Regions from separate parts of the Mus musculus genome. Here region 1 is linked to region 2. The links are chromatin loops, found by intact Hi-C in ENCODE. Cell type or tissue: heart. All regions are shown on one strand. Links, peaks and the distances in the headings refer to the core of each region. The heading gives the core; the rest is flanking DNA.

The links. Peaks named below come from ENCODE experiments on the same cell type or tissue, not always from the same donor. Only the 100,000 strongest peaks of a DNase experiment are listed, where the experiment ranks them.
Region 1: it touches region 2 in a loop (2.3-fold over the local background); 1 of 42 quality-filtered maps calls a loop at or near these places.

Annotation. Positions count from the first base shown.
Region 1 is chr7:132,732,745-132,737,132 of GRCm38, reverse strand. The region is part of intron 4 of Fam53b (family with sequence similarity 53, member B); the gene reads left to right. Among named protein-coding and RNA genes, the nearest start is that of Fam53b, 79 kb to the left of the region's middle. In heart, for the core only: a CTCF peak has its summit at 1,797 (motif pointing left); DNase peaks (open chromatin) are centred at 432, 872, 1,752, 2,682 and 1 weaker place; H3K27ac peaks cover 2,945 bases.
Region 2 is chr7:132,850,197-132,854,584 of GRCm38, reverse strand. Eef1akmt2 (EEF1A lysine methyltransferase 2) reads left to right here and starts at 1,938. Exons shown (of 6, transcript NM_028095.1): 1 at 1,938-2,086; 2 at 3,094-3,159; 3 at 3,876-3,990. The coding sequence starts at 1,977. In heart, for the core only: a CTCF peak has its summit at 2,150 (motif pointing left); a DNase peak (open chromatin) is centred at 2,024; H3K4me3 peaks cover 1,601 bases; H3K27ac peaks cover 1,496 bases.

The DNA of each region.
Region 1 (4,388 bases), core at 83-4,082, 120 kb after region 2:
AGGAGCTAGCCTGGGACTGAGAGAGCAAGGGCTCCTGCCTAACTCTGCCATTCTTTAGCTGCAGGATTCTGAACATATTATTAATCTAGGCCTCAGTTTTCCTATTTACAAAATGGGAATGAGAGTACTTGCCTTCTAGAGGAGTGCATGGCATAGCTCCAGAGACCTACATGCATTTGATAGGCATCAGCTAAAGGAATGAAAGCCATACTTCCCACTGTATCCCAAAGACCAGAGACGGCATCACTCCGAGTTCTAAGGAGATCATGCTCAGCTCACACATAACTGCCAACTAACACATGGGTATTGTTCATGGCAGGCAGGCATCCTGCAGTTGCATGAAGGCCAACTGTGGACTATACCCTGGGGGAAAGTCTGCCGGCTGAAGCAGTTGCTAACTGTTATGGTGTCAGGTGGGTCAGAACGGCGCTCATGCCTGGCCGCGAGCCTCACGGGAATCTCTCCACCCATCCCCATCTTGCTTATTCACATGGGGCGGAGCGGGACCAAGCAGGCACAAGCACAGCCTCCCGTGAGACTGTAGGAAAGTGTTGCTTTTCTTAGGATAGATATGAGGTAGGAAGAAAGTGCAGGAGGGCCCAACTGGAGCCCATCAGCCTCCAGGCTCAAAGAGGTAGGCGTGTCATTTGTCAGTGTATACCTGAGGCCCAGAGAGGTGAGGCTCTTTTCTCAAGATCTCTGTGAGCTAGATGGTGCCTGGGCAGCAACCAGGCCTGCCTTCTTCCTGGCGCTCTCCCAGCTGGTTCTCTGCCACTCTGCAAATCGAGAACACACTCTCATACTCATCTCTCCCCCTGGTTCCATCCTGTCTCCTCTGCCTGAGTGACTTGTCACGGCTTTCCCCTGGCTTCCAGTGACTAGGCACATTCCTCAGGCCCGGGCGGTGCTTTCTCTTCCCAGGCCGGCAACTTCCCACACTTGCTAATCCCACCCAGGCTGTAAGTGGCTGAGGAGCCCTAGCACACAGAGCAAGTGAGCTGGGCCTAGTTCTCGATTGAGTCTTAGGGCCTTTGACACGGTCCCAAACCTCTCTGAACCTGAGTGCCAGTCAACAAAGCAAAGCAGAGATCTCTCAGGCTTGTGGCCACTGCGAGAGTGCAGCCTCAGGCTCTCCTAGTGTCCTTTCAGCAGACCCCTCCTTCCCAGTTCTCCCTATAGTCCTACCAGGATGACTGAGCAGAGGCCATTGTTTCTGTCAATAAGGGAGACCAGCTCTGAGGGAAAGGAGATGGCTGTATGGCAGATCCAGGCCAAGACACAGCAGGTCGAATCTGACTTTCCCTACCTCCGCCCCCCACCCCCCACCCCCCGCCTTTGTCCTCCATGGAAGTCCCAGGCTCATGGGTGCTGGGGACTTGAGTGTGGAGACAGCTACTGCCCATCTGCCTTTATCCATCTTAGAGGCTTGCCTTTGGCTATGCCCCTGCTGTGTTCCCCTGTTCAAGAGTTTCAGACAGATGTTCCTAGAGCTTCTGAGACCGTGTCTTTGTTTCCTCAGCAAGCTGAGGTGTCCCAGTGCGACTCGAAAGGGGGCTCTTAGGTGGAGGGGGTGTGCCATTTTGTCCTGCAGAGGCAAACAGGTTTTCAGCATCCCGGGGAGACCTGAGACTAGAGAACTGTGGGGTGGGGGTGGGGGTGGGGGTGGCCAGGCCTCAGCCTGCTGCTGCCATAGGGCGTGTTCCAAGGGCATTTCCTGTCGATGCTTTCCTCACCCGCACCCACTTCCTCTCCCCTTTTTGTCTCTCCTCTGGGCCCCCTGCTGGCTGCTAGCTGGGCGTGCTGTCTTGATGTTCTAGGCTGGCTCTAGGATTGGCCCTATGTGGTGCTGCCAGCAAAGCTCCTACTGAGTGTCTCTCTAGTGACACCTGGTGATGTTATCTGCTTATTTTAGGCAGCTCTCTCTTTCTCATCCTTCTAGGTAGATGCTGGGATGACCTTAAGATGAACAGGACCCCTGTGGTGACCTTGGCCTTCTCTGCTACTTCCTTCCTCACTATGGTACTGGGGATAGATTCTTCCCTCAGAGCCTCAGCACCACATTCACATTGTGACTTCGTTTCTCTTGGTTGTTAGGAGGACCAAATTGTACCCTGTGGAAGTAGGTCTGCCACCCACACAGAGCCTCTCAGCAGAGAGTCCTGTCCTTCCTTCATCCTGGCCTGGCCATTAAGTGTGGAGCTTCCAGTTGTGCTGGTCAACATCCTTTGCCCTGACTAATTCCTAAAGCAGTGACGTAGTCCTGATCTGGGCCCCCAGTGTCAGGTGCTGGGTCAGCCAAAATGGGCTCTGTGCTTGGTGATGGCCCTCTGTCATTCATGACCCCAGGGCTGATTCCAAGGGTGCCTGAGCACTGGGATCTTGTGAATGGAGCCTCACTTTAGACCCAGAGAGAATGGCATTTGGGTGTCTAACCTCAAGTAATCCAGCCAATCATGCCACAGCCACAGGCTTAACATTCAGAGAGAGAAGGCAGAGATGGGAAGGAGCAGCAGAGAGCAGCTTTGACGTCCATGCTGGACACAGGGCCACCATGCTCAGCGATTATGTCATTGTATACCTTGTAATGTCTTTAGCCACTGGCCTCACAGCCCAGGGCTGGAAGCTCAGAACAACATGGAGACACAAGATGCTGGCACAACCATGCAGAGCCCGCTCAGGGACGGGTGGCTCTCAGAAAGCAGCTCCACTGGCTCGCATGCCTTAGGATTGTCAGCTTCTCTTCCCCTCTTCCTCCAGGCGTCGGAGGAGACACCTGAGGAAGACGGATGAGTGCAGGGTGGAGCCAGAGCAGATATAGCTTTGGTACCATAAAGAAAGCATTCTGTAAGGCACTTGAATACCAACAAAAAAGATACTTGCCCTTCCCAGCCTGATGGGCGATAGAGTAGAGTGACCCCAGCTTTCATGCTAATGGCATTGGGGCCTGTGCTCAGAGCTTTTCTGTTCTGACCGCCTAGATGCTTAGAAGTGTCACAGATGGGGGTCTGTGACAGGTAATGCTGATTTGGAAGCAGTATTGCCTAGATTGAGAACCACTGCTGAGTGAAAGACCTTTGGAGGCAGTGGCCATTGAGGGCCTCCCCGCTCCCTGTTACGGGAAAGCAGATCCTTCTGAGCCAGGCAGTGGCAAAGGAGAGGCACCTGCGTGGTGCCCACTCAGCCCTGAAAACACAGGCTTGCTGCAGAGGTTTCTGTCCCTTGGATGTTTCTGTCCCTCGTGGTGGCCTCACAGTCCCTACTGTTTTCATCTCTGAGTCCAAGGTCCTAAGTCCAAAGTCCCAGGGTCCAAGAAAGATAGTGAGTGGCATTGTCCAGTGGCCTTTCCTCCCACTCCCGTTGGCTCCTGGATAATGCCAGTGTCTCCCCTGAGCCCTTGCAATGAGGTCAGGCAAGCAGGCATTCTTGCCAGACAGCCGCCAGCAGTGTGCGGCCGTGCTTTTCATAAGAAAAGGCACCCTAGCCCCACTGGCAGAGCACAACGCCATCTTGTCCATTAATCAGGACTTCAGGATTCTCAAAGCAATCTGAGCAACTCCCTGGCTGAAGCCCTACTCAATTGCTGTCACCTCTCTGTCTGCAGCACTGGCTGTTATCCACTGCCCCACCCCCACATCAGGAAGACTTCTGGAGAGCAGAGCCACCCCAAAACCTTAGAGCCTGTTTTAGGGGCTAAGACTTTGCAGGTCTCAGCAAGAACGGAGGAAGTGTCAGAATTAATTTTTATTATTGCTTTCATTTTCCATTAATTTTTTTTCCAAATATAAGAAGAATCTGGGTCAGTAAGTTCCTTTGTTCCTTGAGAAAGATGCTGTGAGCACAAATAGGAGATCAGAGCACATGGTGGAGGTGATGATGCCAATGCTTGTCCTGTACCGGAGGCCTCCAAGGAAAGTCCTGAGCTACCCCAGCTGCTTCCTTCCACACTGAAGCCTTAGGCTCGCTCCCCACACAGGCCACAGGTACCCTGGACTACTTACTCAAAGGCTGAACCTGGTCACTGCTTGTAGCTTCCCCTCCCCCAAGCTCCCCCCCTCCCCCCCCCCCCCCCCCCCCCGTGGTAGATGGCCACTGTTGGTATTGTTGCCCATGGGTCTCCTCCTTGTATGTGGTACTCCTGTGGCTCCATTCCATAGCATTCCCCCTCAGGGCGCTAGTGAGTTTACAGTACCCTTTATCTACCTGAAAATGGATAGGTGTTCTGGAAAGCTGGGTCTCGTCTCAGCTGGACTAGAAGAGGCTCTGGCTGGGAAAGCCTCTTACATGGCCCTTCTGTCTCCCTCCCCCACCTTTCCACACCGTACCCCTACCTTCAGAGCCCACCTACTAACCTCTGGGAACCAGAGCCCTGAGCCCCTCCAGTACACCAG
Region 2 (4,388 bases), core at 84-4,083:
TCAAGAACTTGCCCACAGTGATGCTTTAAAACATGGCGTGCGGGGCGGGGGGGGGGGGTGTTCTAACTCAAGAAACAACTGCCCAGTGTCCCCTTTCAAAAGCTCACATCAAAGCAAAAGGAAGAGATGGGGGCAGAGAAGGGAGCTTGTTCTAGAAGTGTGTTCTCTGGTCCTGAGTGTTGCATGGTCAGAAAAGGGAAAGCTCTGCCCTATGACCACGGAATGTCAAATGGGAAGTGCTTAAGGATTCTGGGAAGCATGGTTCCAGAGGAGCTACCAGTGGGCACTGTGCACAGAGAAAACAACAAAACAAATCAAAACAGAACCGACGCTGGCAACCTCAAGTTCTACAAGTCTGCCTGTGGCCTCACACAAGTGGTGCTCAGTGGGAGGGGCTGTGTCCCTCCTATAGTTCTGCTTCTCTCTGGTGCTAGGCAGCTTACCCAGTGGAACCTCTCTCCCAGCCAAGAATCCCGTTTCCCTGGGTGATCAGAGGTGGTGCCCCACAGTCCTCAGCACTAAGCAGCCAGAATAATCCTTCCTGGAGCCAGAGAAGAAACTTGGTATAAACCATGTTGGGTCCCCCCACCTCCCCCAGGGCTCCATACCGACAACTGTTTATAGCTTTCATCACACACAGCAAAAACATCTTAACTGTTGGCAAGACATGAGGCTGAAGATGGGCTTATCTTTCATGGATGCTTCTTAATTAAAACCTAAAACTTTTAAAGACCCAGTCTGTCACACTCAGGCTTTCTTTCTGTAGCATCTAGAGTCTAGAAAAGATCAAAACAGCTACTTGCCCAGGGCAGCACTAATTGGCTGTGGTATCCGGTGGTTTTAGTGCTCTGTAATAAGGTTACTTACGCTCTTTCTTGAGTTCTTTAATCACTATGTACATGGATTTCCATCTGCCCTTTACTTTATTCTTTACTGCCAGAAGATCTTGGAACACCATGTATAGGAGCAGACGAACTGCTCAAACTGGGAGGGCAACATGTGTTGCCGTTTGCCTCAAGGGACTTGTTACTGGGCTTCTGTCTTCGAAGTCAACAGAAACGTAGTCCTGGAAACAAGTTCTTGTTGGAAGGCAGCTTGCTAGGGGCCTCTGAGATCCTTGCCTTAGACATTGAACCATGTTTATCTGAGTATTTCATGGCTAGTACAGACAAGATCTGACACCTAAGATCTTTTGCATTGTATTGCAGAACTACTGGCTGTAGTCAGACCATTAGGCATAAGATATCTCAGGTTCAATCAGACTTGAAGAACAAGTATCTTTTTATTTTGAGCAAACTAGAGTGAACAAACTAAAGCATGTAGAGGTTGAGATTTGGACAGGCTCAGATGACTAGCTGGGGACAGAGCAAGAACCTCTGAGGCCCCCTAGTATTTGTACTCATTTTATCATAATTCCATGGCTGGTGGTGGTACCCTGGGTGGCCCAAAGGCATTCAATTCCTTGGCCATTAGCTCTTAAAAGGTCAGCCGGTTTTATCAGTTCATTTTTCATAATTCTAGCCACAAATGAAATTAGTCTTTTGGTCGGGAAGGCAGCAATGCAATGAGGCCGGCCGCCCTATCCACTTTCCAGATAGGTCTTGAAAGAGTGAGATGACAAGCATTTGGGCTGAAGGCTGTGCGTTTCAGACGGTTTTTGTGGTTTCCGGCAGCTTGTTTTCCAAAGTGCAGTATTTTGAACGATGACTTACAGACAGCAGTCCCCAGATTTGGTCACTTTGAGAGCTAGAGAGTAAGGGGTAAATGTAATGTTGGCTGGAAGGCTATCTTGGCTTCTCTAGCCAGCATTGCACACTTAGCGGCCTCTAAGCAGCCTCGGTTCTTTGCTGTGCTTGGCCTCCCAAGGTCTGGTCTGGAGCATTAGAGAGACAGCCTCCTATTGCCTAGAGAGGCCAGGTCCGCGCCTCCCCTCTGCCCAAATCGCGTCTCTATGGCGGCTTCGAGCGCAGAGCGACATGAACGCGGATGCTGAGGGCCACAGCGGTGCTGTGGTCCCCGCGCAATCTCCAGAGGGCAGTTCCGCGGCGGATGACTTCGTCCCGTCCGCGCTGGGGACACGAGAGCAGTGAGTGTGGCGGGGAGGGTGAGCGGGCGTCTGAGGCCCGGAAGGAGATGGCGCCCTCTCCTGAATGGGGCCTGAGGGAGGAGGGCGGAGGCGACCTGTGGTGGCTTAAGGGGCGAGATCGCAAGCACTCCCCAAGCACTTCAAGGGATGCAAGCCCACCCGAGGCCCTTGGGGAGTCCGTGTAGGGGTCTGGAATCTGGCTGAGGGAAAGGGGGGAGAGAGTTGGGCAACATTATACAAAGGCCCGAGAGAGGTCCCCACAGAGCTGTGAGATCCCGGAGCAGGAGGTAGTCGAAATGGAAGATGCTCTAAACTGGGAGCTAGGGAGATAGATGGTAGGGGTTCTGGGGAAAGAAAGATGAATCTCAGAAATTAATGGATAAGCATATAGAGGAGTGCGGGGAGGGGGTTTAGGCATTAAGATGAGAGGGAATTTTAGAGGAGGGAGCAGGGATTTTAGAGATGAAATAGGAAGAGAAAGCGGATGATAATGGGAAGGGTTGCAGTTTTGAGGATTAAGAAAAGATTTAATGGGCGAACTAGAATACAGGGAGAGGCAGAGACTGTTGTAGCACTTAATTTTAAGTTCATTTTATCTTGGCTGCGTTCACTGTGAGCAAACAGTTGACCTACTGATTAGAAAATCCTGGATCTGCATATAGAAGACCAACTTTGGAGTAACAAACTCAGTTTGTGCAGTTCACTTTTGGACTTGCGACTGAGACTTAGAGATCCTTGGACAATTGCCCCTTTTTATTTAAGATAAAATGTGTATAGGAGTGTTCATCCGATGGGTATAAGTACTTGTACGATTCATCCTGCTTATCCATAATTTTTATTCTTTTAACCCAAGGAATTTTTTTAAATGCACTATATGCATTTATTGATAACACTAATAATGTTTAAGGCTGTTGTAAGGAGCCATGAACTTCAATGGAAATATTTGTTTAATTCACAAAAGACAGTTTAATTTGAGATTCTTGCTTCACATTTCATTGTTTATATAGTTGGGATGCTGTTTATGAGAGAGAACTGAGAACATTCCAAGAATATGGGGATACAGGAGAAATCTGGTAAGTTAAGCTGAGGAATTGTTTGTGTGGGTGTGAGAGCATGAACATGTGGACTTAAAACAACAAAGCAGCCTTGAGCTCTTCAGAAGCTCGGGGCTGAATCTGGCTTCTGTGACAGCTTTAAAATCAATTTCTCTCTCTCTCTCTCCTTGTTCTCATTTTTTATTTTTTATTTTTTTTTTTTTTGAGACAAGGTTTTTCTGATAGCCTGGGCTGTCCTGGAACTCACTTGCAGACCAGGCTAGTCCCATACTCAGAGATCCACCTGCCTCTGGCTTTACTGACAGCTTTTAAATGCGTCTTTTCTGTTTTAATGGCCCAGACTTACATTGCTCATAGCGCTAGAAAGTTGCTTTCGTTCCATAGTTGTCATTTTCTTTTTTTTTTAGAAAGTAAGAACCAGCATTTGCTGATGTCCAAAAAGGCAGAGTTATTAGGGCACCATGTTTAAGGATTAATGTTGCTGTAGATAGAATATGTGTGTTTATAGATATAGTATACTTCTATGTTACCTGTGGGTATATACATAAATATGTATAATATCCACATATCCTGGGTGTTCCATTTTTAGAGGTGCAGCATCCTAAGTAACGATAAAGATAAAGTGCTACTGTCATTTTTCAGGACCGGCGTTAAGTGAGCGCTATGGTATAAACAGCTTAACGTGTAGTTGTAACTTTTGCTGTCTCTCTGCTCTTTGTATTCTGTTCTAACAGGTTTGGGGAAGAGAGTATGAACCGACTAATACGGTGGATGCAGAAACACAAGATCCCATTGGATGCCTCAGTGCTTGATATTGGAACTGGAAATGGTGTTTTCCTGGTTGAACTTGTTGGTACTTTTAGTATTCATATGTTTGAGCCAATTTCTTTTTATGTTTTTTTGTTTGTTTGTTTTTTGTTTTAAGATGTATTTATTTATTTTATGTAAGTACACTGTAGCTGTCTTCAGACACTCCAGAAGAGGGCATCAGATCTTGTTAGGGATGGTTGTGAGCCATCACGTGGTTGCTGGGATTTGAACTCAGGACCTTCAGGAGAACAGTCAATGCTCTTAACTGCTGAGCCATCTCTCCAGCCCTTGAGCCAACTTCTAAGATGGATGTTTAAAGAAGTGTTGCAGTTAAGAGATTACCATCTAACTGTGAAACAGAAATCAGTTGGAACACTGACTTTGAGTGTTCACCTGGGAGAAAAGGGCGACCGACTGCTTGGATTGTGGAAAGCACT